5 separate regions of the Mus musculus genome follow, and regions 1, 2, 3 and 4 are each linked to region 5. The links are chromatin loops, found by intact Hi-C in ENCODE. Cell type or tissue: heart. All regions are shown on one strand. Links, peaks and the distances in the headings refer to the core of each region. The heading gives the core; the rest is flanking DNA.

Evidence for each region. A loop is a pair of places that touch in the nucleus more often than their neighbours do. Peaks named below come from ENCODE experiments on the same cell type or tissue, not always from the same donor. Only the 100,000 strongest peaks of a DNase experiment are listed, where the experiment ranks them.
Region 1: a loop joins it to region 5, with 2.6 times the contacts of the local background. A loop is called at or near these places in 6 of 42 quality-filtered maps.
Region 2: it touches region 5 in a loop (10-fold over the local background); 36 of 42 quality-filtered maps call a loop at or near these places.
Region 3: it touches region 5 in a loop (2.3-fold over the local background); 4 of 42 quality-filtered maps call a loop at or near these places.
Region 4: it touches region 5 in a loop (16-fold over the local background); 36 of 42 quality-filtered maps call a loop at or near these places.

The regions. Positions count from the first base shown.
Region 1 is chr7:144,466,403-144,472,178 of GRCm38, reverse strand. Cttn (cortactin) reads left to right here and starts at 1,244. Exons shown (of 18, transcript NM_007803.5): 1 at 1,244-1,490. In heart, for the core only: a CTCF peak has its summit at 2,805; DNase peaks (open chromatin) are centred at 1,398 and 2,588; H3K4me3 peaks cover 2,739 bases; H3K27ac peaks cover 2,376 bases.
Region 2 is chr7:144,904,608-144,910,383 of GRCm38, reverse strand. It overlaps Gm39119 (a long non-coding RNA gene), which reads left to right. Exons shown (of 3, transcript XR_870078.2): 1 at 1-742; 2 at 3,126-3,270; 3 at 5,436-5,776. Among named protein-coding and RNA genes, the nearest start is that of Gm39119, 3.0 kb to the left of the region's middle. In heart, for the core only: CTCF peaks have their summits at 2,336 (motif pointing right), 3,192 (motif pointing right) and 4,665; no DNase peak of the experiment used is centred there; H3K4me3 peaks cover 724 bases; H3K27ac peaks cover 640 bases.
Region 3 is chr7:144,486,514-144,492,289 of GRCm38, reverse strand. It overlaps Ppfia1 (protein tyrosine phosphatase, receptor type, f polypeptide (PTPRF), interacting protein (liprin), alpha 1), which reads left to right. Exons shown (of 32, transcript NM_001195086.1): 22 at 467-548; 23 at 638-838; 24 at 3,031-3,093; 25 at 3,573-3,599. Among named protein-coding and RNA genes, the nearest start is that of Cttn, 18 kb to the right of the region's middle. In heart, for the core only: no CTCF peak of the experiment used is centred there; a DNase peak (open chromatin) is centred at 2,859; H3K4me3 peaks cover 320 bases; H3K27ac peaks cover 2,815 bases.
Region 4 is chr7:144,891,056-144,896,831 of GRCm38, reverse strand. It overlaps Gm26793 (a long non-coding RNA gene), which reads left to right. Exons shown (of 2, transcript XR_003946907.1): 2 at 1-2,711. Fgf15 (fibroblast growth factor 15) reads right to left here and starts at 300. Exons shown (of 3, transcript NM_008003.2): 1 at 1-300. The coding sequence starts at 153. RefSeq lists a cis regulatory region at 434-448, enhancers at 1,289-1,321, 1,342-1,693, 1,151-1,693, 1,668-1,714 and a promoter at 215-3,875. In heart, for the core only: CTCF peaks have their summits at 798 and 2,410 (motif pointing right); a DNase peak (open chromatin) is centred at 801; H3K4me3 peaks cover 1,833 bases; H3K27ac peaks cover 670 bases; H3K27me3 peaks cover 3,558 bases.
Region 5 is chr7:144,582,956-144,588,731 of GRCm38, reverse strand. Ano1 (anoctamin 1, calcium activated chloride channel) reads left to right here. Exons shown (of 26, transcript NM_178642.6): 26 at 1-183. Among named protein-coding and RNA genes, the nearest start is that of Fadd, 3.4 kb to the right of the region's middle. In heart, for the core only: CTCF peaks have their summits at 1,252 (motif pointing left), 2,903 (motif pointing left) and 4,929 (motif pointing right); no DNase peak of the experiment used is centred there; H3K4me3 peaks cover 52 bases; H3K27me3 peaks cover 1,503 bases.

The sequences.
Region 1 (5,776 bases), core at 321-5,320, 120 kb after region 5:
GGCCTTCCTGAGGAAGATGCCAGAATGTGTCCTTGGACCTCTGTATGTGTGCTCATGCAGTTGAATGCACACTTACATGTGAATTGTGCACACACACATGGGAACATTCTCCTCTGACACCTGACATCTCTTTTTCCTTCCTGATCTATTCATAAATTTTGACAGTTTAGCCTTTTGTTTTCTGCCTTGTGGTGCTAAGGTTGGTACCAGGGCCCTGTACATACTAGACAGGCACTCTACCACTGAATTACATCCCTAACCTCCCTCTTTCATCTCCTTTCTCCTCCTCCTCCTTCTGGAGAGGGGGGCAGGAGAGACAGAATCCCTCACTTGGCTGATCAGGACCAGACTGGCCTCTAAGTGATCCACTTGGCCGCTGCCTTATTAGCTAGCTTTGTTATACAGTCCAGGACACCTGTCTAGGGATGGACCACAGTGGGTTGGCCCTCCTGTATCAAGACAATCATGCCCACAGAATAACCTAAATAAGACAAGTACACATTTGAGATTTTTTTAAAAAAAAATGTGATTCTAGGCTGTTTCAAGTTGACAGTTAATGTCAACTAGGACAGATAGATGAGTGGATGGATAGATAAGTAGATGGATGGTTGACACATGGGTGTATAGGTGACATGTTGGTTAGTTTTTGTCAACTTGACACTAGAGTAATCTTGGAAGAGGAAACCTCAGTTGATGAATTGCCATCAGACTGGCCTGTAGGCTAGTCTGTGGGGGCATTTTCTTGGTTACTGATTGATTCAGAAGGGCCCAACCCACCGTTGTGGGTTGCCACCCTTACACTGGTAGACCTGGGATGTGAAAGAAAGGCTGAGCAAGCCAGTATGCAGCACTCCTTCATAGTCTCTGTTTCAGTTCCTGCCCTGCCTGAGTTCCTGTTCTAACTTCCTTCCCTCAGTGATGGACTATAATTTATGAGCCAAATAAGCAGTTTTCTCCCCAAGCTGTATTTGATCAGTTCTTTTTGTTTTGTTTTGTTTTGTTTGTTTTTCGAGACAGGGTTCAGTTTTTTGATCACAATAGGAAGCAGATAGATGGAAGAATGGATGAACAGATGTATGGCTAGATGAGTGGGTGTATGGGTAGATGGGCAGAAGGACAGATTGGTGGATTGGTGGGTAGAAGATTGACAGGGGAGTGAATGATGCTGTGTAGATCCATGCGTGGGTAGAGAGTTGCAGGGTGGATACATGGTTGGAAGCTGGGTTGAGGGTGAATGTGTGTTGGACAGGGCTTGACGGGTGTTTCTAAATCGGATCTCCGCAGCTGACTGGCGGCCGAGCTGCCTATGAGTCCTGGAACTGTGTATCCTGCTTTCTTGATCAGCTAACAGGAATACGGGGCGGGGACGGCCTGGAATAGGGCGGGATCTTGCGTGGCCCCGGATGCGGCCCCGCCTCCGCGGAACCGGAAGTGAGCGGGCACAGGGAGCGGCGGGGCGCGGCGGGAGCCTGGTGGACCCTGCTGGTGCGGTGAGCGGGGGATGGGCGTCCTAGAGAGCTGCTGGGGGACAGGAAGGGTGTGGGATGATGAGTTGTCAGGGTGCCGGGCCTGGACGGGAGGTTGGGGTACAGGGTCTGGACTGGGCCCAGGTGATCCGAGTGCGGGGCAGGGTCGGGGCCCAGGGGTGCAGGGCCAGGATCTGTTGGTCGAGGCCTCGGAGTGTAGGGCTGGGACCCCTGAGTCAGGATTCCAGGCCAAAACCCGGTGTTCGCGGTGTGGGGCCGGGATTGTGACTTGGGGTGTGTGGCTGGGGTCGGGCGTCGGGACCCGGGCTGCAGGGCTAGGATCGGGGGTTGGAGTGCAGTGCTAGGAGGGGGAACCGGGGTGCAGAGTCAAGGCCAAGGGTTCGCGGTGTGGGTCCGAAATCGGGGGGTTGGGGTTGTGGTGTGGCGCTGGGATTCGGGATTCGGGGTGTAGGGCCAGGATTGGAGGCTCAAAGTCCCGGGTCGCAGGGTCTGGATGGGGACGTCGGAGCCCCGGGTATTGGGCAAGGATCGGAGGTTTCGGACACCAATGCTGAGCCGTTCATCCCGTCATTTGTGGAGTAGCTAGGGGTGCACAGCCGGTCTGGCTCTGAGGGGGCGGGCCCTAGGACACAGGCCCTAGGAATTTTGGACATAAAGAAAGGGGTGGGGTTTCAGAGCAGGAACCCAGGATGAAGTGCTAAGTCGGTTTGGGGTGTTCTAGGTCAGAGTGCATAATTATGGGTCTGTGGTAGTCAGAGTACCAGAACCTGGGAAAAGAATGTAGACCTGAGGCCTGGGAGATGCTGGTGGGGGTAAGGGGACTTTGCTTCTAGAATCTAGTGGAATGATGAGGGCCTGGGGGAAGCTGGTGGGCCTGGGGAGCCTGGGGTTCCAGAACCCAGTGGAATTATGAGGGTCCAAGGACCTGTAGGAAGTTGGTAAGGCTGAGCAGCCGGGTTCCAGCATTGGTCTCTAGTCCTCAGGACTGGGCTGAGAGGCCAACATCTGAGGAAAGGCCTGGGCACCTGAGGGAAATTTGCAATGGGGTCAATGGAAATCCAAGCGCCTAGCTTGCTTCCTGGAGCTAAGGAGCCTGGAATCCAGCCGCCCCTCCTCCTGGGTGTGTGCCCAGTCACTGCAGAGGTGTTTGGGCCTGGTATGTTCCTTTGTTTCCTCTTGGTCCGTGTGAGGGATGGGGACTTGTGGCCAGGGAGAAGGAATTCCCTGTTGTGCCCAGTGAAGCAAGCAGAGGCTTTAGCCCTTCCTAGTGGTTTGCCCTGGCTGCACTGCCTGGGCCTTGCCAGTAAGTAGCCCAAGCTCCAGTAAGTCCTCACCACCCAGTAGACCCTCACAGTCAGAACTTACAGCCCACCCCCCACCCCCCTCCCCCAGCGTCCACCAGGGGTCAGGCCTCTGCTGGCTCACCCAGAGTGAGTCACCAGTTCAGGCCCTGAGTCAACACTGCTTCTCTGTTTGACTGAGAAGGTTGTCACCAGAAGTTTGAAGGAGGGAGAAGCAGCTTTTGTGGGAGCTTCAGATGTAGAAGAGTGCAGAGGTGGGGTTGAAGAACTGATTGTGGTACTAGGTCTCCAGAGCACCCTGGGCCTTGCTAGACAGCTTCTCCACCCAACTTTAGCCCTGGCCCTAGAGCTGACCTTTAATTGAGGGCTTATGACAGTTATGCCTTTAACACCTTGTAAAATGCCAGGGAATTTAATTGGCCCTTCAGACTTTGACCTGTTAGTCGGGAAGGCACCTGGCATAACTCCGCACCGTCCTGAGCATCCTTACCTCCTTGTGCCCCTGGTCTTTGTCCTGGGCATGGTCGTGTCTGCCTACCAGCTTGTCTCTTAATGGAGTCCTGGGCAGGCTAGCCTACTCCGTCTGTGCACTGGCCTCCATAGGCATGGGGTGGGGGTTGCCCTTTCCATAACAACTCCTGACCCAGCCACCTTTGCTCCGCTGCGCTATAGGTATCAGGTTCAGGGCCTCAAGATGGTGGATTCCTCCATCCTGTGACTAGGTCCTCTCTGACTGAGCTTCGTGCTGGCTGTGTGGGGCTGAGTGGCTTTCTCTGTCCCCGTCTGATTTCTATCAGCTTTATTGATATTTCACCCTACACGTGATCACCCGATTGAAGGGTTCAGTGGTTATCGATGTATTCAGAGTTGTACAGCCATCACCACAAACAGTTTTGGCCTTCTCAGAGATCTACATAGAATGTGCATGCCCATGGTCCCAGTGGCTGGGAATGCTGAAGCAGAGGACCTTAAGACCAAGGAGTTCTGGCCAGCCTAGGAACAAACCTGGAGTCTGTCTGTCTGTATGTGTCTCTCTTTCTACTCCTCCCTCCCACTCCCTTTTTGGTGGTGGTTGGGATGCATTTGAGACGGATCTCTATAGCTTTGATTAACCGGAAACTCACTACGTACACCAGCATGCCCCCTACACTTGCAGCCATCCTCCTGCCTCCTGAGTGTTGGGATTATAGGCTGTGGGCACACACTATCAAGCTGGGCCGCTCTGCTCTGTCCTTTAGAAAAGAACGAAACTGGATATCTTAGCCTCGAATTTCCCCTGATTAGCTCTCCTCTCAGCCCTCCTCCCACATTGCCAGCACCCCCCACATCCCATTTGCTGGGGATCAAGTACAGAGCCTCGAACACACAAAGCTTGTATTCCACCCATGAGCTCCAGCCCTGCCTTTTTCCTCCGTTTCCTTTTTTGTTTGTTTTGAGATGAGATCCTTCCATTGAGCTCCTATGTTTAAGTGTCATTCCCCCAGTCCCCTATCACTGTGCCTGGCATCTTTGTTATTAAACAGGTTAGCTATCTTTTTAACTAATGATTAGTAAGTGCTCTTTATATATTCGGAATCCATTATTTGAAAACCATTCTTCTTCCACAGGTCATCCTGTCACGTGTTTGCTTCTTGGCAGGGTCTCATTCTGTAGTCCAGGCTAGCCTCAAACTCTACAGCCTCCACCTCAGCGCCCTGAGTGCTGGGTTCTAGTTTATATGCTGCCATACAGGTTCTTGTTGGTTTTCTGGTGGTTATCTTTTGAGGAACCAAAAAACATTTGAGCATTTAGATGAGAAGGCTCAGTGGGCAAAGGACACTTGCCACTGAGCCTGACACCTTGAGTTCAGTCCCTGGGACATATGTGGCAGGAAAGATTCAGGCTATCTATCCTCCGACTTCCATAAGCACACCACAGCACACTTGTTGCTCCACAGACCCATACATGGACACAAACAGACACATCCATACACATAGACACATAAAGGCAGACAGAAAGACATACACAGAGTACTTCCCAGTGTGTTTATTCTGTTTTTATATCCTTGTGTTCTTTTTTTTTTTTTTTTTTTTTTTTTTTGGTTTTTCGAGACAGGGTTTCTCTGTAGCCCTGGCTGTCCTGGAACTCACTCTGTAGCCCAGGCTGGCCTTGAACTCTGCCTCCCAAGTGCTGGGATTAAAGGCATGCGCCACCACGCCCGGCTGTATATATATCCTTGTGTTCTTAACATAACATCTGAGATGTTATCAGCAAATTGCAGTCAGAAGCATTCATGTTCATTTCAGTCCTTTGGTGTGTGAGAGATGGGTACAGGGGCCTTATTTAGATCCCAGATTACACAGACTTATTTTTCAGTTGGTTGTTTTCGTGGTTCTGAAGTTGAGAACATTGAGCATACAGCTAGGGACATGGCTGGGTTGCAGAGTGTTTGTGGAGTAAGACCCCGGTCTCAACCCCAGCATTGCTGCTCACTGGCTCCATATCTGGCTTTCCACATGGATTCTGGGATCAAGTGCAGGTCATGAGGCTTGTGCAGCAAGCACTTGTATCTGCTGAGCCATCTCCCAGCCCTGATGAATGGGCTGTGACTAGTGGGTTTTTTGTTTGTTTGTTTGTTTGTTTGTTTTTTTGTTTTGTTTTGTTTTTTTAAAGGTGGTCTCACATAGCCCAGGCTGGCTAAGGATGGGAGTTATAGAACTCTGGTCCCCCTGCCTCTACCTCAAAGCACTAGGATCGCAGGTGTGTGCCATTGTGCTGGCTCATGTTTTAGCTTTTAGAGGCAGGCTGTCCTGTCTCTGCCGCAGCTGGAGTCATAGGCGTGTGCTGCCATGCCAGGCTTCGGTTTCTAAATGCAGTGACAGAGTTCTGTCGCCCTCCGCCTTCATACATTAGAATGGGAAAGAAATGTTCTATCTCAGCTGTACAGCGAGCAGGGCAGGTGCCGACCACAGAGGCTGAGATCTCAGCTGCATTTGGGGTTGGTGGGGG
Region 2 (5,776 bases), core at 178-5,177, 320 kb before region 5:
GGTTCAAGAAGAGACCCTAGAAGTATAAATAGGTTTCAGACCGGCATTAAGCGGTCGGGCTCCTGGGATCACACGACAGCCCCGGGTGATGTAATGTTTTTCCTTGTGTGCCCTGGATCTTGTCACTGGAAAATGTGCTCTTTACCTTTGTGAGCCTTGGGTAAGCCTTCCATACTCAGTGGAGGAAAAAAACAAAAACAAATTCTTAACAGGAAGCCATTAAATAACCGTTCACTTTAAATGAATGCTTCACAGAGAAGTGACGACATAATTGGGAAGAAGAGGTAACTGGGAGAGGAACCAAGGGTCCCTGAGCCATTTGGGCTTTCTCCATAAGCCCTCTTCCTGAAAATTGCCAAAGGAAGTCCCAGGAAGCCTGTCAGGAAATCCCATTTTCTCCATGCCTGCTAGGGAACCCCTTACAAGCCACAGCACACCGACAAAGGGTGTAAACGGGTGCATTGCTGAACCGCTTCCAGGTTGAAGAAGAGTCCTGGCGAGAAAGGGCTGCAAATAGCTTGGGCAGAGTGGCGTTGACTAGGGTTGAGAGTGTCAACTGTGCTCTGCCTAACTGGGGCTGGGCTCTGGACACTCCAAAAGGGGAAAAAGAAGTTGAGCCGTCTCCAGGAGTAACCTCTGTGAGCCTAGACTGTTCTTGGAGAGGTCCTGCTCTGCTTACATAGCAGCAGAGAGACTTGGGGAGCCGGGACCTGCTGTGCACCCATGAGACATCATGACTACGGTAGGAAGGGTTAATTTGGCTCCGGCTATAGGAGAGTGCAGTCTACTTTGGCGGGTAACCCTTGAGGGTTGGGCCGGGCTGTGGTGGCACATAGCCCTTTAATCCCAGCACTTGAGTTCGAGGCTAGCCTGGTCTACAGAGTGAGTTCCAGGACAGCCAGGGCTACACAGAGAAACCCTGTCTCAAAAAAAAAAAAAAAAAAGGGGGGGGCGTGGTGGCGCACGCCTTTAATCACAGCACTAGCAAGGCAGACGGATTTCTGAGTTCGAGGCCAGCCTGGTCTACAAAGTGAGTTCCAGGACAGCCAAGACTACACAGAGAAACCCTGTCTCGAAAAACAACAACAACAAAGACCTGAGGGTTGGAAGAGCCGAGTCAGTCACTGGAAGCAGGAGCTTGCAGTAGTTTCTCACATCTTGGGGATCAGGAAACAGAAAGCCGGACCCAGAACCCATACCGTTCAAGGCCCACATCCCTAAGGTCAAACTTTGTAAGACAGCCCTACCAAATGGGGAAGTATTCCAACCTGAGAGCTTGTGGAGTACACTTCACCATCAAGCTGGGATGAAGGTTCTGAAGTAGTACACCCAGTGGGATGTCAGTGTGGACCCTGAGATTCTACTTCTCCAGCAGGGACAAAGGTGCCACCGTGAGGCAAGCGGCAAAATAGACCTGAGACATGAGGATGGGGGGTAAAGTGGGGGGAAAACAGAGAGCATCTGCTCACAGCCTACTGGCCAGAGTTGATCACATGCTTCACCTCAAACAGCAAGGAAGCTTGGGAAATGGAGTTCGGGATAGTGGATCAGCGTGTTATTATTGTAGTTCTTCCCTTAAACCTTGGCAGTGCGTGGCTTCTCAAGTTTAAGAAGGCGAGAGCCGTCTGTTGTGTCAAAGCCTGTGATCCCAGCACTTGGCAGGTGCAAACAGGAGTGTAAGGAGCTAGCGGTCATGGTTAAGGATTGCCTGGACTATGTGAGACCCTGTCTCAGAAGAACAAAAACCGGGAGGGAGGAAGGAGGAAAGTGAGGGACTGCTTAGCTGTTGTGATAAGAGCAGTGTCTTAGCCCAATTAAACAAAACACCACAGGGATCTGTCTATTAGATTTCTCCAAAGTTGCCAGTTTAGCCGGGCATGTTGGCGTACACCTTTAATCCCAGCACTCGGGAGGCAGAGGAAGGCATATTTCTGAATTCGAGGCCAGCCTGGTCTACAAAGTGAGTTCCAGGACAGCCAGGGCTATACAGAGAAACCCTGTCTCGAAAAACAAAAACAAAGTTGCCACTTTGATACAGTAAAGAAAGCATAACTGAACATTGACACGGCACCACGGAGCTAACCCTCTAGACTGAGAACCACCACTCTCAACCTTCCTAATGCTGCTGCCCTTTAAAACAGTTCCTATGTTGTGGTGACCCAAACCATAACAATATTTTCATTGTTACTTCATAAGTGTGATTTTGCTAATGTTATGAATCTTAATGAAAATATCTGGGCTTTCAGATGATCCTGTAAAAGAGTAGTTCGACCCCACAAAGGGGTTGCAGCCCACATGTTGAGAACAACTAAATTCCCAAGTACCCTTGGTGCTTCTCTTTTCCGCCTCTAGAGGGAAGGCTAGCCAAGGTGACTGCCTTTGAACTTTTTTGTATTGCTGACTGGGCGCCTGGTGTGCGCGAAATGACGTCAGCATCTGTATTTATCCCTGCCTTATCTCTGGTTGTACGAATAAGTACTCTAAATAGTAAATAAATTTTACTTTGGGTTTTTGTTTTTCGTTTTCTTTGGGGGGGGGAATATTTTGTCAGTTTGGGTTTTTTCCTTGTTTGCTTATTTTAATTCTTTTTAAGTTTATTAGGGGGGGGGGGTCAGTCCATGGCATGTATGTAGAAGTCAGAGCACAATTTGCAGGATTGTGCTAACACAATCCACCATGTGAAGATCATGAATCCAACTCACGACATCCGGGTTAGTGGCTAGTGTCTTAACGTTGCTGTGCTGTCTCCTCCAAGACCCTTTTTTGCTTGCCCTTTAAGACAGGGTTTTATGTAGCACAGGCTAGCCTCAAACTCACGATGTAGTCAAGGCTGGCCTTAAACTCTTAATGATCTCAAGTCAATCTCCTGAGTGCCGTGGTGACAGGTGAGCCACCACCACAGCAAATTCTCGATGCATAGCACCTTGGGGTTGTGGGAAGGAACTAAACACTCTTTAGCTGCCTGTGGGCTCCCTTCACATAGTAGTTCCTTCGGAGAACCTTTGTTTGCCTGGGCATTGTCTGAAGCTATAGGCGAGTAGAAGCAGTCGCCACCCTCAGATCAAACTGCACTAAGGGTCCAGCATGTCTTGCATCTATTGGATCCGCATCCTGTCACCTCTCAGCTTGCAGGTTCTGAGCCCACGGGACACTTTTGGAAGCGCAGGCATCCTCGCGCGGCGAGTTCGGTGAGGGACCACCAGGAGGCGCGCTTGCGTTTCGGACGCTCTGAGGCGCCGCCGATCGCGGTTTCCCTGCAAAAATATTCAGGTCTCATTTCTTTCTTTCTGCCCCTAGCCACGACTATAAGGGTCGTGGAAGAGTCGAGCTTTACTTTTACAACTAGGGAGGGATTTGGCTGATATCACTCAAGACACACCCTGAGATTCCTTGCCCGCCACAGCTGGACACTCAGCCAGCAGACACACTGGGATCCCCTCAGCTCAGGGCATGTCAGTATACCCAAGATGTCCAGACTGGCCCATGCTGGTCACTGCAGGCTGCGCTGCCCACCTCCTCACCCAGCCTCCAGATGTGACACCATACCACAGGAGGCACACAAACCCCTTGGCCACTCTAGGCCTCCACCTTCCTGAACCGGGTAAATGAGAGGACGGATGAGTATACATGCTTATTAATGTCTGCTAGGACTGCCAGAACAAAATCTTATGAAGGGGTAGGTCAGGTGGCAGTGTCAGCCCTTGAGGTCAAGGTGGGCAGGCCTGGCCACTGAAGCCTGTGTCCTCACAGACCTATGCAGAAACCCTGGGTCATCTTAGTTATCTCTTTAATTTTTGGTTTGTTTGTTTTTGTTTTCTGAGTCAGGGTTTCACTATGTAGTCCTAGCTATCCTGAAACTCACTGAGTTGACCAGACAAGCCTCGAAGTCACAGACATCCTCCTGCCTCTCTATCTGCATCCCTGGTACTGGAATTGAAGCCATATGCCACCACACCAGGATTTTTTTTTTTTTGACAGTCTCTATATAGATCAGAACAGGCTAACTTCAAACTTATCTCCGCCCACCTCTGCCTCCTGAGTGCTGGAATTGAAGGAATTTTTATATTTAAGTGTGTGTGTGTGTGTGTGTGCATGTGGATATGAAGACCTGAGGCTGGTGTCAGGAACCTCCAACAGTCTTCCACTTAATTCTTTGAGGCAGTGTCTCACTTACACCCAGAGCTCACCAATATGCACAGCCTCTCTAGCCAGCTTGTTCTGGGGAGCCTCTGTCTATGCCTTCAGAGGCTGGAGATACAGGCAGGCGCCACACTTACCCAGTGACAGTGGTACTGAGATCCAGTCTTCATGACCTGGACAAATGCTTTAACCCCTCTCCTTTTTCTCCAGGTCACGTGAATTCTATTTCCGCTTTCCTCCTGCTCCTTTAAGATCCCTTCCTCTCCTCTCATGACCTCCTGTCTATGACACACTGACATAAAATGTAGCCAGGTGGTGGTGTCGCACGCCTTTAATCCCAGCACTTGGGAGGCAGAGGCAGGCAGATTTCTGAGTTTGAGGCCAGCCTGGTCTACAAAGTGAGTTCCAGGACAGCCAGGGCTACACAGAGAAACCCTGTCTCAAAAAAAAAAAAATGTAATTATGCATGTGCCTGTTTTGCCTGCATGTTTGTATGTGCACCACATGCATGCAGTACCCGAGGAGGCCAGTAGAGGCTCTAATTCCCCTAGAACTGGAGTTACAGTTATAAGTTGTCAGGTGGGTTCTGGGAACCGAACCTGGGTCCTCTTCCAGAGCAGCCAGTGATCTTTCGTGCTGAGCATTCTCTCCCTACTCCACATACACAGGTTTAAATCTGGGTTTTGTGTATGAGAGAGAACACACACTGTTTGCCATTCTGAGTCTGGTTTCGTTTTTCATAATTTTATTTATTTTGTGTATGTACACATATATGGAAGTCAGAGGACAACTTTCAGGAGTCAGTTCTCTTTTTACCCTGAGGATCCAGGGATAGAACTCAGGCATCTGGCTTGGTGGCAAGCCACTTTATTCAATGAGCCCTCTTGTTGGCCAGAGTCTGTCTTATTTCATTAACATGATGATTTCCAGTTTACTCCTTTCCCTGCAACATCCCCCTCCCCAGCTCCTTTTAAAAGGTTTTTGGAAGAAAAGAAAAAAAGGCGGTTATAGAAAGAGTTCTTCCACCTCTCTTATCCCAAGGCAACTACTTCCTCTCTCTCTCTCTCTCTCTCTCTCTCTCTCTCTCTCTCTCTCTCTCTCCCTCTCTCCCTCCCCCCTTCCTTTTTTCTTTTAAGATGCTCTGATGGAACCCAGAGCCTTTTGCTTGCTCCACTGTGGTCCACCTCTGAGCCCCATCCCTGACAACTCTGCATCTTATGCCTTCTTTTGGCAATGGTCTTTGCACTGCAAGGCATATATGACACACGTGTTTGTACCCATTCTTTCTTGTACAGCTGATCTGATCTGATCTTCCTGCTTGTGACACTGTGGTACTGTAACCACAAGGCTTGGCAGTCATCATGAGAGGCCAGCCTCGAACCTCTGTGAGTTCACGAAGGAGGTGAGGTTTTCCCCCCAGCCATCTACACTTCCTGGATCAACAACAAGTCTCCAGGGTCTGCTCTACATGATGCCATACAAGAAACCAGGAGTGGGCAGCAGACACAGGGCGGGCAGCCACTGCAATATCCTCCGGGAGGCAGGCATAGAGAGGGCAAGCCTGGGACAGGAGCTGTAACTCACAGCTCAGTGATGAGCATGTATAGGCTTGGGAAGCTCTAAGTCCTATCTCCAG
Region 3 (5,776 bases), core at 220-5,219, 96 kb after region 5:
TGGAATTCACTGTGTAGACCAGGCTAGGCTTGGACTCACAGAGATCTACCCTCCTCTGCCTCCTGAATGCTAGGATTAAAGGTGCACCCCATTACCTGCAATTTTGGGGGAGGGGATACCATTCTCGTAGGTATAAGGACACTCAGCACCAAATATCCACCTGCCAACATGTTTGTGTTCTTTCTGGCCAGGGTAAAAGGGTGTGATGCCTAGTGCTACATGAACTTAGGTTTGAGGACTACTGGGTGTCACTCAAGCTACTGGTCATTCTTTGAGAGGAGGTGGGATTCTCTGGGATAAAGGGCTCAGCCAGCTCCTCATGCAGGCACTCTGTAGTAAACACAGCTAGTGTGCTATGAATGGTGCCAGCAGCTGGAGCCTGGAAGAAGGTGGTGAGCACCTGTTGTGTTTTAGAAACCTGTCAAAGCTATCTACTAACTGGTTCTTTTGAATGTCTCCCTCATAGGCACGAGCTGCTGGAGGAGGCCCGCAGGCAAGGCTTGCCTTTTGCACAGTGGGATGGGCCCACAGTGGTAGTGTGGTTAGAGGTGAGTCCTCTTCACGTGCTGCACTATAGGAACTCAGCAAGGCCTCTCACACTTGCCTGATGTTCTGGCCCTCTTGTTGTCATGTCTAGCTCTGGGTTGGGATGCCTGCCTGGTATGTGGCTGCTTGCCGAGCAAATGTCAAGAGTGGTGCCATCATGTCAGCCCTGTCAGACACTGAGATCCAGCGGGAGATTGGCATCAGCAACCCCCTGCATAGGCTGAAGCTGCGGCTGGCCATCCAAGAGATAATGTCACTGACTAGCCCTTCTGCTCCACCCACATCCAGGACGGTAAGTCTCCCGTGAGGTGCTCTTATGCTCAGGGAGGAAGGACTGTCTCCTGGAAGGCTTTCTTATAGGTCGTTGTAACCCCCAGAAGGTCTCATTTAAAACATGGCTGCAGATGCCTTAGAACTTGCTTGTATGAATTGGATGACCCAAGACTAGCAAGCATTTTGGGCTAGGATACAGATTTATGTACAGTACCTGCTTAGCATGTGAAAGGTACCAGTAACCAGCACTGGACAAAGGTTTTCATGAAAGCCTGGCTGAAGTTGAGTGTGAGGTCCATTTGATCTAGTATGGGAGTATGAGGGTCCGAGCTTTGAGTCCAGCAGTGAGACCCTAATCCAGTTAAAAATGAAAGCTTGTCTAGAAAAACCTCAAGAAGAAAGGTGTTTAAAGGTAGAAATTGTTTCTTAAAAACCTCACATGTGGGACTGGAAAGGTGGCTCAGCAGTTAACAATACTGGCTATTCTTCCAAAGGAGCAGAGTTCATTTCCCAGCACCCACATGGCAGCTCACAACTGTCTGTAACTCCAGTTCCAAGGGATCTGGCATCCTCACACAGACATACATGCAGGCAGAATACCAAAGCACATAAAAATAAATTATTTAAAAACAAAACAAAAAACCCTCACATGCATTTATTGTACCTGTTGTCCCGAGGGCTTCCGTGCAGGAACTGAGGAGTGTATACTCTATTATCTATACTCGCACTTCCTGCCTTTTGCCTTTCATGCCTGATGACCCCGGACCATGCAGAGTTGGACTCTGCATTCACACAGAGTGAGCAACTTGCTGAGCAGGTTACACATTCCCCTGTGACTTCTTCACAGTGCAGCAGTAGGACAGTAGGGATCCAGGGTCTCTGACTCGACAGGGATAGCTGCTGGCCTGGGCCTGTGGCTGGTCTGTCACAGAGGTGGGATTGTGCCTCTTTATCTGCCGTATGTCACAGAACGGTGTGCTGGACCGTAGAACAAGGGAAGAACACTTAGACTTACTTTGCTGAATTAAAATTCACTGGCATCCAGCCCCTGCCCTCCTTAGTCTGTGAACTCTGCCCTGGCATGGGCTCCATGGCAGCATGTAAGGAGTGAGCTGCTTGCATTTTCTCTGGAGTACTAGCTCTGCAGAGCACTTTGGATGTCACTAGTGAGGAATAGCTGCTGCCACCCAGTGTCCTGGTCACCAGAGAATGTATTTTTCTTCTCACTGGACAGTAATTTTTCTCTGTAAAAATCAACCAAAGGGGAAAGCCAAACATGACTGTATTCCTGACTACCTTGAGTGATTCTGGAGAAGCCCTCAAGTACCTTTGAGATGCCTTTTTGCAACCCTCACCCTAACTCAAACTTACTTTAAAGTGTTGGAAAGTTTTTTTGCTCTCTGTGGGATGAACCCTGGATTCTGTCTTCAGCTGTGGCTCAGAGCTCTTATCCAGAGAATGATATTTGTTGCCACAATCCCTCCTGTTCCCTGATAGTTTCATGTCAGAAAGGCATGTTTATTGAGGCCCCTCCAAAGTCTTTCTCCGCTGTGCTTGTACGGGGAGCTCCCACCATCTTAGCTTGGAAGTGTTCCCTCCACACTATCAGGCACAGGCATAGATTCCTCCCTTGAGCTTATAGTAACAAGCATATAGACTTTGGTCCTGTCTCTGGTTGTGTCAGGGAGACAGCCAGGACATGGTATGGTTAATTTTGGCCTGTCTGGGCTAGTTCCTTGGTGTATACCTGCCAGCTGGAAGAGGGGCCTTCTGCTGCTGTTGGAATGAGGTTGCTTATGGGAGGCATTCCTTTAGGAAGTACTGGAGATAAAGCCCAGGGCCTTGCGCTGATAGGCAGCTCTGGCACTGAGCCCTATCTCCAGTCCAGTGAGATTGTTGTAAGAGAGTGAGCAGAGTTCTGAGAGAGCCAACATTTCTGGAAGTCTAAAATGGGTGTTGTTTTCTTTATTTATGTACCCCAGGGGCAGACACAGCAGCCCAGCCCTGGAAGCTGTGAGCTCTTCTCTGCTGAGCAGTTGCTGCCAGAGTATAGCTTCTGGCAGGAGGGCTGGGCTCATGTGGCTTTTTATCTTTTTCTGTGAAGAGTGGCCTTTGCCTCAGGCTCCTGTGCCTGAAGTTTATTTGTGTGCCCTCTCCTCTCTGTCATGCTTCCCTGGCCCTGGGATATGGCTGGTGCACTGGGTACCTTAGACCACAGGAAATGTCTGGTTGACACATGAAGAGATGGAAACGCTTACAGCCACGCCACAAACGGTTAGTCACTGCAGCCTGCGTTCTCAGGGCACGTGTTGTGTCAGACCAGCTTGGGCTTTGGCCTTTTCTGTTGGGAATGAAGGTGTTAATGTTCAGTTGTTTCACAGACATGTCCCCTCTTAGGTTATCAACTAAGTGTACAAACTGGAGTTTGTTTTGCTTTAGTTTTTTCTTTCCAGGATCTTACAGTTGCTGCAGATGTGCTCATTTAGATAGAATTGATTTGCCCTCGGGACAGAGCTCAGTTTAGCACCCGACTCTGATAGTGGAACCCAGCTTTTCCCTCTTACTGATATGCTGGCATGGAAAGGGTGTGTTTCTTGCATGAAAACCCCAGGCTGCTGGTGCTGCACAGACTGCATGCTGCTGCGATCCCAGCATGCTCATGTGTCCAACCATCCATGATTGCCTGCTTGCCTTACCATAGCTTACAAACACTAACGGTTTGTTCTTTTGCATTCCTAACCATGTAACATCAGGAAGACGAGGAGGGAAGCTGGGCTCAGGTTGGCATCTTTCTCTACCTACCTACCTTCACTGTGTGGCAACAGAAAGTTTCTGGGATGGTAAAGCTTGGAACTTGTCTTTCTGGATATTCTTAGAACCCCAGTCTGCTCTGTGTGGTTAAAGCCCAGGGCAGGCTTGGCAGCGTCTCATGGACAACTTTGAACATTTTCACAGGAGCCTTTGTGGTGGCTTTTCATGAGCACAGGCTTCTGTCGATGTGGGGTCCTTCACACAGGAGCCCACACCTTTTAAGAGTGCGTGCAGAATTCCCTGCTGGGACGACTTTAGGTTTCAAGATCTCCTGGTAGAGAAATAAAATTTGCAAACCTTAGAAACATTATGCCTTTCCTGTGTCTCTGTGTTGATGTCTTACTGAGTGCTGCCCTAATACTGAATAGATTTAAAGATCTCACTGGGGGAATTCTAAGAGGTGAGGCTTCTTCCTGTCTCATGGGTGTTTGCATTTTCCTGCTAACGTTTTTATTACATTTAGGTATTTGTGTTTATCTGTCTGTGTGCACATGCCATAGTGAGGTCAAAGAACAATGCAGGAGTGTCAGTTCTCTTCCCCATGTCGGTTCCAGGGAGGAACTCTGTTTTCAGACTTGCTGGCCAGTGCCTCTGCCCACTGAGCTCTCTCACTGTGTTTGCACTCTCAGTCCCCAGTTCTTTACTACCCAGGGAGCTCTTCCTAAGTGCTTTGCCATCTCGCATTCAGGCAGCTCAGGTGAATGACAGTTGTTCCGTCCCTGGATTTTAGCAGCTTTATTGCTGAGGTTGAGCTATGGGCCTGGGCAGGTAATATTCTTAGTTTTCCCCACCACAGGCAGCTACCTCTGTCTATATCGATGTCACTGTGATGCAGAAAGGATACAGGCTCTGGTCCACTGCTCTTCCTTTACTTTGCTTCTCCCTGCCATTACTCAGCCTAGCTAGCAGTTCCTTACAGAATGGGCAGTCAGGATGGTCAGCTGGATACTTTCTGATGATCACAGGGCACCTCACATGTCCACACACAGTGATTCTAGTTCTTTGTAGAAATAGATGCTTGTCTCAGGCTAGGAAGTGTGAGCAGCATGCTTTGCAATGGAGTGTGAAAGAAGGGGCTTGTATCACTCGCTCGCAATTCTCTTCCCAACTGAGCTGTTAGGCAAAGACTTCAGCCTGCTCTCCCACACAGGATAGACTGTGGACACTGAGGAACCATTAATAAGAGGTGTGGCCATGATCCTACTTTGTAGCCTAAGTTTTGCTTAGTCTGGATTGTATCTGTGCTGTGCAGCGTTTTCCTCTGTCCTAGGGCATCTGGCTCTGTGTGCCTCCCTTTCCTAGGTTATCTCAGCATCCTAGGAGAAAAGGAGAGCTCCCTGGACTGAGCCCTCGCTGCAACGGCCACCACAAAGAAGTGATTGGTGTGCTTGGGAAGCATGCAGATGGGACAGTGCTGCCTCATTTGGCCCTTTCTTTATAGGATCTTCTTCATTCTGCCCTTCCAAGAATGCAGACCCAGGCCAGAAAATAGCTAAGGGTCCCAGTGCTGATAGACAGTGACATCTTGTGATGATCTAGAGTGCTTAGGGACAGTAATAGAATAGTTCTTTTAGTAGAGTGTCTTTGTGCCTTGGCTGGAGCAGGTGAGCAGTGGAGGGAGGCTGTTTCTATTTCCCAGCATCAAGTCACCTGCTCTCTTTGCCTGCAGTGTGCTCATTTCCACAGGACAGACCTGTTTAGTCACTAGAAGTGATGTTTTTAACCTAGGTTTCCAGTTGGTTCTTAGTCTATAGAAATGGGTCCCTGTTCATACTGCTTAGCACCACCCGGGTCTTGGCCTGGGGGCTGTTGTGCAGCTTCCTGTCTCAGTTGGTCCTGTCCTTTGTGAATGACAGGGCTGACTGACTTCCTTCCCTGCTCGATGGTTTTGTGTGTCTTGTTGCCTTGTGCTGGTGGTTCAGTGCTGGGAGTTACTGAGGGCACAGCTGCACTTCTTGTGGGTAAGCATTCAGTTCTTCCCCTCCGCAGGTGCTCTGTGCTGCTTGGAGGTAGATTCACCCATTCCCAGAATGCTGAATTCTCCACAGTGAATGGGGGAGCCTTTCACATGGTGTTTCTGGGTCTTTTTTAGTATTATGCTTTTCCAGTTTCTTGATATACAAAATTTCCCAGATTATGTTCCCAT
Region 4 (5,776 bases), core at 422-5,421, 310 kb before region 5:
GCGGGTAATCTTGCCCCAGCCGTAGAGAAAGAGTGGATCTTCATCTGACACAGACTGGGATTGCTGAGCCAGGGGACGCCCAGACACAGCCAGCCACAGAGTGGCCAGGACCAGGGCTCGGGCCACCGCACGCCCGTTCCACTTTCTCGCCATGACACCTCGGGGTCCTGAAGGCCGTTACAAAGGTGGCGCGGAGACTGCGATGCGGCGGGGACTCAAGTTGCAGGCGCAGGGCAGGCACAACCCACAAAGCAACTGGGCGCTTGTGGCGTGGGGCGCACAGAGTTACTGCTCCGACAGTGGGGTGGCTCCGGGCACGCGGCCTTATATACGTTTCGTCCCGCGGGCCCCGCGGGTAGGTGACCCGGGCATCAGAGCATTTCTCCTCCTAATTGCATCAAGTCTCCGCCCCCCGCACACACCCATTCAAGCCCCAACCCAGTGACCCCGCCCAGGCCGGCCAGATCTGGCAGAGGAGGAGCCCCCCCTTTGCGACCCTGGCCTGGGGAGCAAGTGTTCAATGCACAGTATCTTGGTGGTTATTGAATAGGCTATTTTAATTTTACTATTAATTATTGAGGTCTTCAGGCCCTGGGCTTTCAGAGGGATGCGCGTGGGACAGTCACAGAGACTAGAAGGCACGCAGAGCTCTGCCTCCGTAGCCCCCTGTTTGAGTCTTGAATCTCTCCTTTAGCACGCTATCGCAGATCCTACCCTCCCTCATTCTCCCGGCCCCAGACCTAGGCTCCCTTTTCATGGATATTTGCCCTACAAGGTGGAGACCTCGTGAGAACGTGTCGCACGCACTAGGTGGCGCTTCAGCCCTAGTTTCGGTCTCCAATGTGCTGCCAGTCGCTGTCTGCACGTCCTCTGCCTGCCTCGCGCGTGGACTCCACAAGTGGAATGTCACTGGGGCTGCGACTTTTGAGAAGGGTGGACTGACCAGCGTGCAGAAGCACGGCAGGCCGCGGGATCCCCTCTTGGGTCGATGATCAGGCCCTTGAGTCTGTGCGCGGGGGACAGCTGCGTACCGGAGAGGAGGGGGCCAGCTAGGAGCAACGGTGGACGCTGCTGGCGGCCGGTCAGGTGGGAGGAGAATGGGGGCTTCTCCTAGAGCCGCTCTTGCAAAGAAAAGGAGGCAGCCTGCAGAGAATTCCCCTGCCTGAAAGAAAGGGTCCTCGCAGGGGGCTTTGGCTCAGCGCTTATCCTTTCTCATTATGCCTCCAACCCCCCAACTCCTGTATGTGGGGCCCCAGGAGGCTGGTTTGGGTAAAAAGGTACTGGCCTAGCTCCGTGGTGATGGGAGGTCTGTCTGCAGGGGCGGGACAGCAGAGAAATGGCAGATCTGATGAATCTCAATGAGGAACACGCCACTTTCAGACGCCATCAGTGACTGGCATTAATGACGGAGCTCTGGGAGAATGTCATCAGGAAAGCCTTTACAAAAAGACATCACCGAAGGCTCTCAGGACCGGGGACTCCCATGCTGTGAGGCTTGTTTTAGAGAGCGATGTCTCCTGTAAAATCTAATTACTTCTCCCTTGTGATTCTCAATCGACAGCGCGGGCTATTAATCTTAATTGCCTTCTCCTGACGCTTTTGTTTTAATGTCCGTGATAAATGTGGGGTACCAGGGAGGTTGGCAGAGGCTTTACTGAAGAGTCCCCCCAAATTGGGCTGGAGGGTGGCATGCGGGTGGCAGCACCCCATCCCCACTCTGCGCCCTTCTCAGGGACTCCCAGAAGAGTTAGAGATGTTGGTAATGGAGTGATCAGAGGAAAGTCTGTTGGGTCACTGGGGGCCGCCATAAGAACATTCTTCTCCAGGGCGGGTTTTACTTCCACCTCTGAACAAGGTAGAAAATGGGACTCTGGAAAGTGACAGAGCGCCCCCAAGGATGCACATCGTAAGAGGTGAAGATGGAGCCTTGTTTGTGACAAAGGCAGGATGGCCTGTCTCAGAGCACAGGAGTGACAGTGGATCCACAGATGGCTACTCCCTGGGCACATGGTGAACTCTTGCCAGTTACATCAGCCTGCTTTTGGGCTTAACTTGTGTTGTTTGGAAGAGTAGACATAGGAGTCCTAAGATCTCTCTGTGTATAGAAGAGCCTGTGCTTTTCACACGGAGAGCGAGAGTCTATTAAGTGGCTTTTTATAATTACAGCAATGTGGGAACGAATCGCAGGGTGTGAGGTGGGCGTGCCCAGGAAATTCTGATCACCACTCCTAGGTTTTGGGGATATCCCCCCTCCCCGGGAGAAAATTGAAGGAAAAGAAAGAAAGAAAGAAAGAAAGAAAGAAAGAAAGAAAGAAAGAAAGAAAGAAAGAAAGAAAGAAAGAAAGAAAGAAAGAAAGAAAGAAAGAAAGAAAGAAAAGGGAAAGCGATTTTTTGCAAGCAGGGGGCGCTGTTGTTACTTTATAGACTCTCTTGATGAAAGAGAAGGTGCCTGCTGCTTTCTGCGGCCTCTGGATGCAGATCTAGTCCCCAGGAATCTCCAGAGCCTGTGTGGTGCTGAGACTGGGTTTCTAATCTGTCATCTCAGGGACTGTGTGGTATGGGGGGGAGCAGTGGCAGAACTCCTGTGGCCTCTGCTGTTTTCTCGGGGCCCATGCTGGACAGATGGCCAGAAGGGCTTGGTTTAGGGGCTTTTTTGTTTGATTGAAAACAAACAAAAACAAAACAAAAGGCCACAAAACTTTTTATTCTTTGAAAGTTCCATATATGGGGGCGGGGGGGGTATATGTGGGTCTATCTGTGTGTGTGGGATATGCTGATGAATGAAGACAGAGATGCCAGAGGTGTGATGAACCCCTGGAGCTGGGTGTGAGCTGCCCCGATGTGGGTGCTGGGAAATGAATTAAGGCCCTCTGGGAGAACGGTAAACTTCTTAACTGGGGCTAGAGAGATGGCTCGGTAGTTAAGAACACTGGCTGCTCTTCCAGAGGTCCTGAGTTCAATTCCCAGCAACCACATGATGGCTCACAACCATCTGTAATGGGATCTGAAGTCCTCTTCTGGTGTGTCTGAAGACAGCTACAGTGTACTCGTCATATATACTTACATACATGAAATAAATCTCTTTAAAAATTAAAAACAGGCAAATAAACTTCTTGGGTTTTTTTGTTTGTTTGTTTGTTTGTTTGTTTTGTTTTTGTTTTTTGTTTTTTGAGACAGGGTTTCTCTGTGTAGCCTTGGCTGTCCTGGAACTCACTCTGTAGACCAGGCTGGCCTCGAACTCAGAAATCTTCCTGCCTCTGCCTCCCAAGTGCTGGGGTTAAAGGAGAGTACCACCATTGCCCGGTGCAAACAAACTTCTTAACTGCTGAGAACTGCCCCGACCCCCCTTCTCACGTCCTGATTTTGGTTTTTGGTTTCTATTTTGCTTGGTGGTTGTTATTGTTCTGGAAGTCACCATGAGACCCAGCCAGGCTGGCTGTGATCTCAAGGCAATCCTCCTTCCTGCCTCCGCTTATCATGTGCTGGGATGACAGGTCTGAGCCATCAGTGTCAAACTTAGGAAAAGAGTCAGAAGGCCAGGCCACAGCCAAAGGGGAAAGATGGGAAGAGTGTGGCTATAGGTACCAAAATGTCCCATATCATGAGTGTGGGAGTAACATTTGTTAACGCTCTGAGAGGGTTGGCAAGATGACTTAAAAGATACAGGTGCTTGATGAAGACGGAGCTCACTCCCCAAGGAATGGGAGGAGAGAACTGACCCCCACAGGTTCTCTTCTGACCTCTGAATATGCACTATGGCATGGGCATAACAGGCACATAAGTAACTGTGCCCTTCAAATCAGGTTGGGGGGGTGGAATTTGTGTAATTTCTAAATTTTTACAGAGCGAGCCGTGTTCGAATTTTAAAGATGCATTAATTTTGAACCTGCTATATATGTATATTTTTTCTTTTTCTTTTTTTTTCCCCATTGTCGAGACACACTACATAGAATGTGCCCAGCAAACTGTTTTCCGGGTGTTTCAGGGCCACCATACTCATGTCATGGTGGAAGTATGTGTCACCAAGTGTCTCCAGGACTCTTCTCAGCTTGGAAAATGGAAACTTGTGAGAGGGTATATTTTATTTTAAATCATACCTACAAAAATCGGTTGGGAAGATCCCTTGGGTGTAGTGGAAATAACCTTTGACCCAGTGTCTCCATCTAGAAAATGCAAGAGGACATTGCTGCAGAGCTTCTTTGAGAATGTGGTGTCTTGCCCTCAACTGGAGGAGGCTGGGCCCACAGAGAATGAAGGCAAGCCAACCACAGGCAACCCCGGGTCTGTGAAAACTCACAGTCAGTTATCCCTGAGTTCACCACTAAGGGCTCCCATCCCCATGGCGATGTGCTCTGCTGATGGGCTCGTTTCATGCTGGCTTCCCAAGGGCACCAAGGGCAGGCCAGGGTATGAGAGCCAATGCCCAGTCGAGGTTGTGCAGGGTGCCATCCCACGGCCATGAGAAAGGTCAGGAGGAGAAATAAGGATCCACTAGCCGGATGGACAAAGGGCTTTGCCTCCTCTGCTCCTTATCCTGTGTCCCTTTAGGCTGCTTTCCTCTGAGCTGTGCTGGCTGTCAGTCATTTAGATGGAGACTCTGGAGTGCAGTGCTAGCCAGAGCTCAGAGGTTACCTTCCTGAAGGCCAGTGTTTAGGATGCCAGTGAGCTAGGGCCTGTGAGGCCCCTAACTTACATGACTCAGTCTCCTGCTGTCTGCCTGCAGAACTGGTGCTGGTGATGTTGCTAGGAGCCCAGCAAGGTGGGTGGAGTCACTAGGGTAGAAATGCATCCCTGTGGGCAGAGCAATCTCCCCATTTCCAGTGCCTGATTCCCACGCCTTCTGTTTGTTTTAAGAGATCCTTCTGGAAGTTTCCTCACAAGCCACTTAGAGTCACAGTCTCTGTTCCTCTTGAACTAGGGCCTGGTGGCTCTACGTGTGTTTATATGACATCCCTAGGGATACAGTGCTGAAGTTTGAGTCATGTTCTTGCCCTGATGATATAAGTAACTATGGCCAGAGACACACTTGGCACCATCTGAAGACTCTCCTGAAGGGCAGCATGGTGTTTTTCCTATTCCAGACCAGCACCACCATCCCCCCATACCTCCCAAGCAATGTTCAGCCTCTATGAGAATGGCTACAGCCATTTATGGACACTGTCTATCTTCTATTGATGCTTATGCCAAGCAGAAGGGGACAATTTTCTCCACACTGGCCACTGGCAAGCAGCAGGGCTAGAATCTCAACACAGGGCCACTGGCCTCTGTATGGATACCTCCAAGAGTGGAGAACAGATGACCATTGACCAACAATGACTTCCATGGATACTGACTCCTCAGAGCACCCAAGGCAGGAAGCCAAGGCTCAAGACATGAACAAGAGTGAGATGTGATGGTGCACACCTGTCATTCCAGCACTCCAGAGGTAGGGCAGGAGGACCGGGAGTTCAATGCCTTTCTCGGCTAGATAGACAGTTCAAAGCTGGGCAGTGCTGGTGCACACCTTTAATCCCATCCCTTTGGAGACAGAGGCAGGCAGATCTCTGTGAGTTCAAGGGCCAGCCTGGCCTACAGAGTGAGTTCTAGGACAGCCAGGGCTATGCAAAGAAATACTGGCTTGAAAAAACAAAACAAGCTGGGCAGTGGTGGCACACACCTTTAATCCCAGCACTTGGGAGGCATAGGCAGGTGGATTTCTGAGTTCGAGGCCTGCCTGATCTACAGAGTGAGTTCCAGGACAGCTACACAAAGAAACCCTGTGTGTGTGTGTGTGTGT
Region 5 (5,776 bases), core at 567-5,566:
TGTTTTGTATATAGCTACTGTATCCAAAATTAGATAATTACCAAAAATTCTTTTACAGAAACCATTTTTAAAAAACAACAAAAAAAACTAAAAAAAAAACAAAAAAACAAAACAAAACTGAATGTATACACACCCACAGGAGACTGTGGCTGAGCGTTCATCCAAATAAATTTGAATACACAACCCTGGTCTCTCCTGGCTGTTCTTCTCCTAACCTTCTCCGGTCCCCAAAGTCCCCGATGAGCCCTATGGTTAATACAGCAGATTTGAAAATGACCATCCTTTTTTTTTTTTTTTTTTTTTTTGGTTTTTCGAGACAAGGTTTCTCTGTATAGCCCTGGCTGTCCTGGAACTCACTCTGTAGACCAGGCTGGCCTCAAACTCAGAAATCTGCCTGCCTCTGCCTCCCAAGTGCTGGAATTAAAGGCGTGCACTACCACCGACCTGAGAACATTCAAGAACACTCATTTCTTCTGTGGCCAGTGTCTGAATTGTTCTAGATGGTCCTGGGATGCCATCTCCCTGTACTGCGTGCGTGGGCTGTGCAAGTGTTTGTGTGTGCCTCTGAATGTGCACATACATGTGTATACTTGTGGTGCTCATGTGTGCCTGTGTGCATTTGTGTCTCCATGTTCGTATTTGTGTGTACACATGCACATGCGGACCTGTGTGTACACACAGGTGTGTGTGTATACGGATATGTTTCAGAAGTGCCTTGTCTTATGTATCACTCACTTGCACATGCACACTTTGGTATGTGGGTGTGTTTATACACACTCCACACAGGCATTGGTGTGTTTGCGTTCATGTTCACACACTCTCTCATGTTTGTATATGTGTATGTGTACATTTGTGCGTCTGTGTGCAGATGTGCTTTTGTGTTTGGGTGTGGACAGGTGCACTTGACCCTGCTAGGCATGAGCTCTGCCTCAGTGGAGATTACAGTTGGCCATTAGCTGCTTGTCCCACAGCCTCACAGCTAAGGCACCATATAACCCAGCGCAGTAGAATCAGCATCACACATTGTCTCCAAATCCCATGGGGAGCAACTTTGTGGGACCAGTGTATGTGAGTGGGCAAGTGGGGACATTTATTTAAAGATCTGTCGCCCATATTCACCATAATTTCATAATACAAGAGTTCTTTCTAACACCCCAAAATGCCAGTAAAGCATTAATCACCTAGCTATGGAGTCTGCATACCATTTAGCCCTGGAACCTCCCCAGAGCAGCAGCAGCCTCTGATGCCCCCTACTGTTGGCACTCCTGCAAACCATGTAGAAAGCTGCAGCTCCTAATCTAACTCTGCCCTAGCCAGGGGGGCTGATGGCATGGACACCTTTAATCCCAGCACTCAGAAGACAGAGGCAGGTGGATCTCTGGAGTTCAGGAGTTCAGGCCATCGAGAGCTACATAGTGAGACCCTGTCTCAAAAAAGAAAAACCTGTTTAAGCCCTGGAACATTTCCTTCTCGTCTATAGGATCCAGACAGGACATCAGCACAGTTAGCATTGCAGGGTCCCTCTTTTGAAGCCCGCTAGGGTACAGAGTAAGGGTCTAGAGCTGCACTACATGCATGATGTCTCAGACCCCTTACTAGCTCTGGACAGAGGTCTCCTAACAGAGCCTCCTCCCCACTCTGCAGAACTGACATAGCATTTGCAGGGACAGAGTGAACATATCCCCTCCCCCTAGATGGCACTACTGAGGGTGTCATGTGTTGACTCAGAAGACAAACCCCACAACCATATCATCCCACAAGGAGGTAAGATGCCAACAGCTTAATGAACACGGGTGAGGCTGTCTCGAGTAACTGCACTGGGTACAAGCAGTGAGAGCCCAGAAGGAGGTAGAGCGAACAGGAAGAGCATGTGCAAAGGCCCTGAGGTGGCCCTAAGGTGCCTAATAAGTTCTGAGATGAGAGAGGCAAGGGGGTAGCAAGATAACGAGGAGGACAGAAGACCAGTACTGACCCAGGCAGAGCTCTCCGGCTTCATGGAGACTGGACATGATAGCCTGGACTTTAGGAAGAGGAGGATATAGCACATCAGTGGAGTTTGGTTAACACTAGGGATTAATGCCATGGCTGAGGGGGAAAATAATGAATGGGACCAAATAGAAGGTTGCAGGCAGGCATACAATAAGCCTAGCATGAGGTGAATGGAGAATGGTTAATATGGCTCAGGACCTGGTGACAAAAAACAACCCCAGACAGCCAGGGGTGTTATTTTAAATAAGAATTTAGAGGCTTAGAGAGGGCTACATTCACCCAGCAAGCTGGCTGGAAAACCATCTCTTCAAACTACAACTTCCTACTTAGGCTTGAACATTTCTACCATTGCAGGGACTTCATGGGTGGAGCGAGGTAGGGAAGGCCCTAGGTCTGCAACTTCTGTGGGGTTTTTTTTTAAGATTTTCTTTTATTTTTAATTGCATGTAAATGCTGTGGTTAATCTCGGGTTCCCAGGAAGAGCAGCAAGTGATCCTAACCATGGAACCATCTCTCTGGCCCCAAGTTCTCCAAGTCATACTAGGTGCATAATGAGTCTTGTCAGACCACAGGGACAGTTTTTGTGGCCTGATACTTCCAAAAGTGGGGCCTGTCCTGGTTATAAGGCAGCTCCAGTTGATCTACACCACTGGTTCACATCTTACTTGCTTCTAAAATTTCCTAAATAAAAGTCCTGGAAATCTGCATTTAAATGTTCAGATTTGTCCAGGCCTGACGGTTCATGCCGGTAATCCCAGCACTCAGGGGAGACATGCAGAACACTATGGCTCCTCCGAAGCCTTTATCCCTTCATGTCCCATACTCAGCAGCCTCTTCACTGACCACCGTGCTGACTCCAAGCCAAGACAGGCACTGCTGGCCTCTTTCTGTTGGTGGCTGCCGCCCTCTGCTGGCAACCCTGGGATCTGTACCCAGAGAGCATAAACCAAATCCTTGGTGCAAATGATGCTGCTAACAGGAGCCTAAAGTTTCAGGTCTGAAGGGGACTCTGTAGACTGAGTTCCAGGTTGGTCCAGACACGCCAAGTCCCCAAAATCCAAGGCAGAACTGCAGTGCCAGCCTTGACTTTGGGCCCTTCCTCTTCAGGGCTCTTTAGTTGTTGAGTGTACAGGCCCAGATGGGTCTTCTGAGGCATGCCAGGCAGATCTTCCAACCTGGGGCCTTATCTTCACTACATCTACAAAATCTTTTTCACTCAGCAGGCCTTCATGGCCTCCATCCAGGGGCCAGGGCTAAGCCTGGGTGTCACAGGTTGAGAATTAAGATACGGGTGTCTAAGATGAGGCTTCTACAACGCTGCCCATCCCTGCAGCGGAGGTTCCACGTTCCCTGATGGACATGGCAGGGGCATACCTTTAATCCCAGCATTCCAGAGACAGAGGCAAGGGGATCTCTGTGAGTCCAAGCCATCTAGAGGTACATAGTGAGACCCAGCCTCAAACAAACAAACACAACAATAACAACAACCTCTGCAAGGAAAGGCAAGGGATGGCAGAGCTGAGGAAAGCTCCCACCTAGCATTAGTGGAGCAACAACACTCAAGAAAAGACAAACTTGGAGACAGACAACCCTAGAGAGGAAGGCAAGAGTTCTAACCATCATCAGCACAAACAAGGGTGAGTTTACCTCCATGAAACCAGTAAGGGATGTTCAAGCTCTCCCTCCTTCCCTCCTTGTTTCTCTCCTCCCTCTCTCCCTTTGTTCTTTGTCTTCCTTCTTTCCTCTTCCTCCCATCCTGACTCCTATCCACCCCCTTTCTTTCTCTTCCTTTCTTTACCTTTTTGTTTGTGTTTGGTTTTGTTTTAGACAGGGTTTCTCAGCCTGGGCTGACCTAGAACTCATTCTGCAGACCAGACTGGCCTCGAACTCAGACTTCCATCTGCCTCTGCCTCCTGAATGCTAGGATTAAAGGCGTGAACCGCCACAGCTGGCTCTCTTCCTTCCTTTTGGTGTCTGTTGGGATGGCCTCCGGCTCATCTTGGTTCAGGGACTTTCAGTGCTCCTCCCTCATGAAGAACTTCTTTCTGGAAACCTTGTTCTCCCTGCTGTAGGAGCAGCCAACGTGGAGTATGGTGGCATGACTAGGAATTGCATATGCTCTGGGCATTTCACAGCTGTGAGGTGGGAACCTGGCTCTGTAGCACCCTGCTTCTGTATGTCCTCTTCTCTTCTGGACAAGGATGGTGGAGGCCATTCTTGAGAGGCGTGTTCTGGTCACCGCCACCAGAGAGGCTTTTTCCCCTTTATTAGCACAATGGAAAGAAAAATACATGCACCTGATTTTATCAAAATTATGAACTTTTAAATTGCAGGATCTTATGAACAGACTGGAAAAGTAGTGCACATGATGTGGAGGTGTTTACAGAACACACATCTAACAAGAGATTGACATCCAGAACAAAAATAAACTGGACCTGGTGGTGCACACCTGGGAGGTGGAGGCAGGGGGATCAGAAGCTTAAGGGTCATCCTGAGCTACATGGTGTGAAGGGGAGTAGTTCTGGAGCAGCCTGAACTACATGAGATCTTGTCTCAAAAGAAACTACCATAGAGGAAAAACTATAGACTCAACAACTATAGGCTCTCCAGGGAACCCCCAGACTTTCAAGATTGGATTCTGACTATTGAGGTTTCCAGCTTCTGGGATTGAATCTCCTCTGCATTTACAGGATACATACACTCAGCCCCCTCAAGTAAGCCAGTCCAGTAAATTCACTTCTGTTGGTCTGCTCCCCTAAAGAGCCCTCCCCCAACCTAGTAAAAATGTGTTCGTGTGTGTGTGTGTGTGTGTGTGTGTGTGTGTGTGTGTGTGTGTGAGAGAGAGAGAGAGAGAGAGAGAGAGAGAGAGAGAGAGAGAGAGAGAGAGACTGTAGTGCCCAGCAGAGACCAGCAGAGGGCCCCTGATTCCCCTGTCTGTAGTTACAGACAGTTGTAAGCAGTCCTGCATAGTTGTTTGCAACCAGACCCAGATCCTCTGGAAGAGTAACAAACGCTCTTAACCTCGAGCCACCTTTCCAGCCCCATTTGTCATTCTATACAGCCTCAGCTGTCTGTCTGGGCTACAGCGTGAGACCCTGTCTCAAAAATCAACCAAAGCACTGAACTTTAAATGGGTGAATTATAAGTCAATCTAAAAAAATATAAGTCAACCCTGCTGGGTATGCTGTGCATAACTGCGCCCCACTAACCTGGAGCTCAGCCATTCAGCTAGAGTGCCTGGCCACTGAGCACCAGGAATCCATCTGTCTCTGCCAAAGTTGGGGTTTCAGATGGGCACCTCCTTGTTCGTCTTTTTATGTGGACACCAGGATCTGAGCATGGGTCCTCAAGCTTGGGCAACAGGCACTTTTTAACTCATGAGCAGTACTTGGGTGTGGCTGTGGAATCAGTGTATTGTTAACGAAAGCTCAAAGCAGGGCAGTTAGTGTCTCTACAACCTCCGGCACACATCAACTTTTTCTGATGACAATATTCCAAATCCTCTCTTCTACTCATTTTAATATACATATTATTGGCCTGGGGGAATGGATTGGCGGTTAAGAGCACTGTGTTGCTCTCACGGAGAACCTGGATCCACACAAGAGTTCACATCCAAACGGAACTCTAGTCCTAGGGGTATCCATGCCCTTTCCTGTCCTCCGTGGGCACTTGAAGACCTGTAGGAGCACTAAACCACCTACAAATGCTCATACATATACCAAGGAATATTTAATGGTTTTTATATGTACGAGTATTTTGTCAGCATACCACAAGTGTGCTTGCCAGA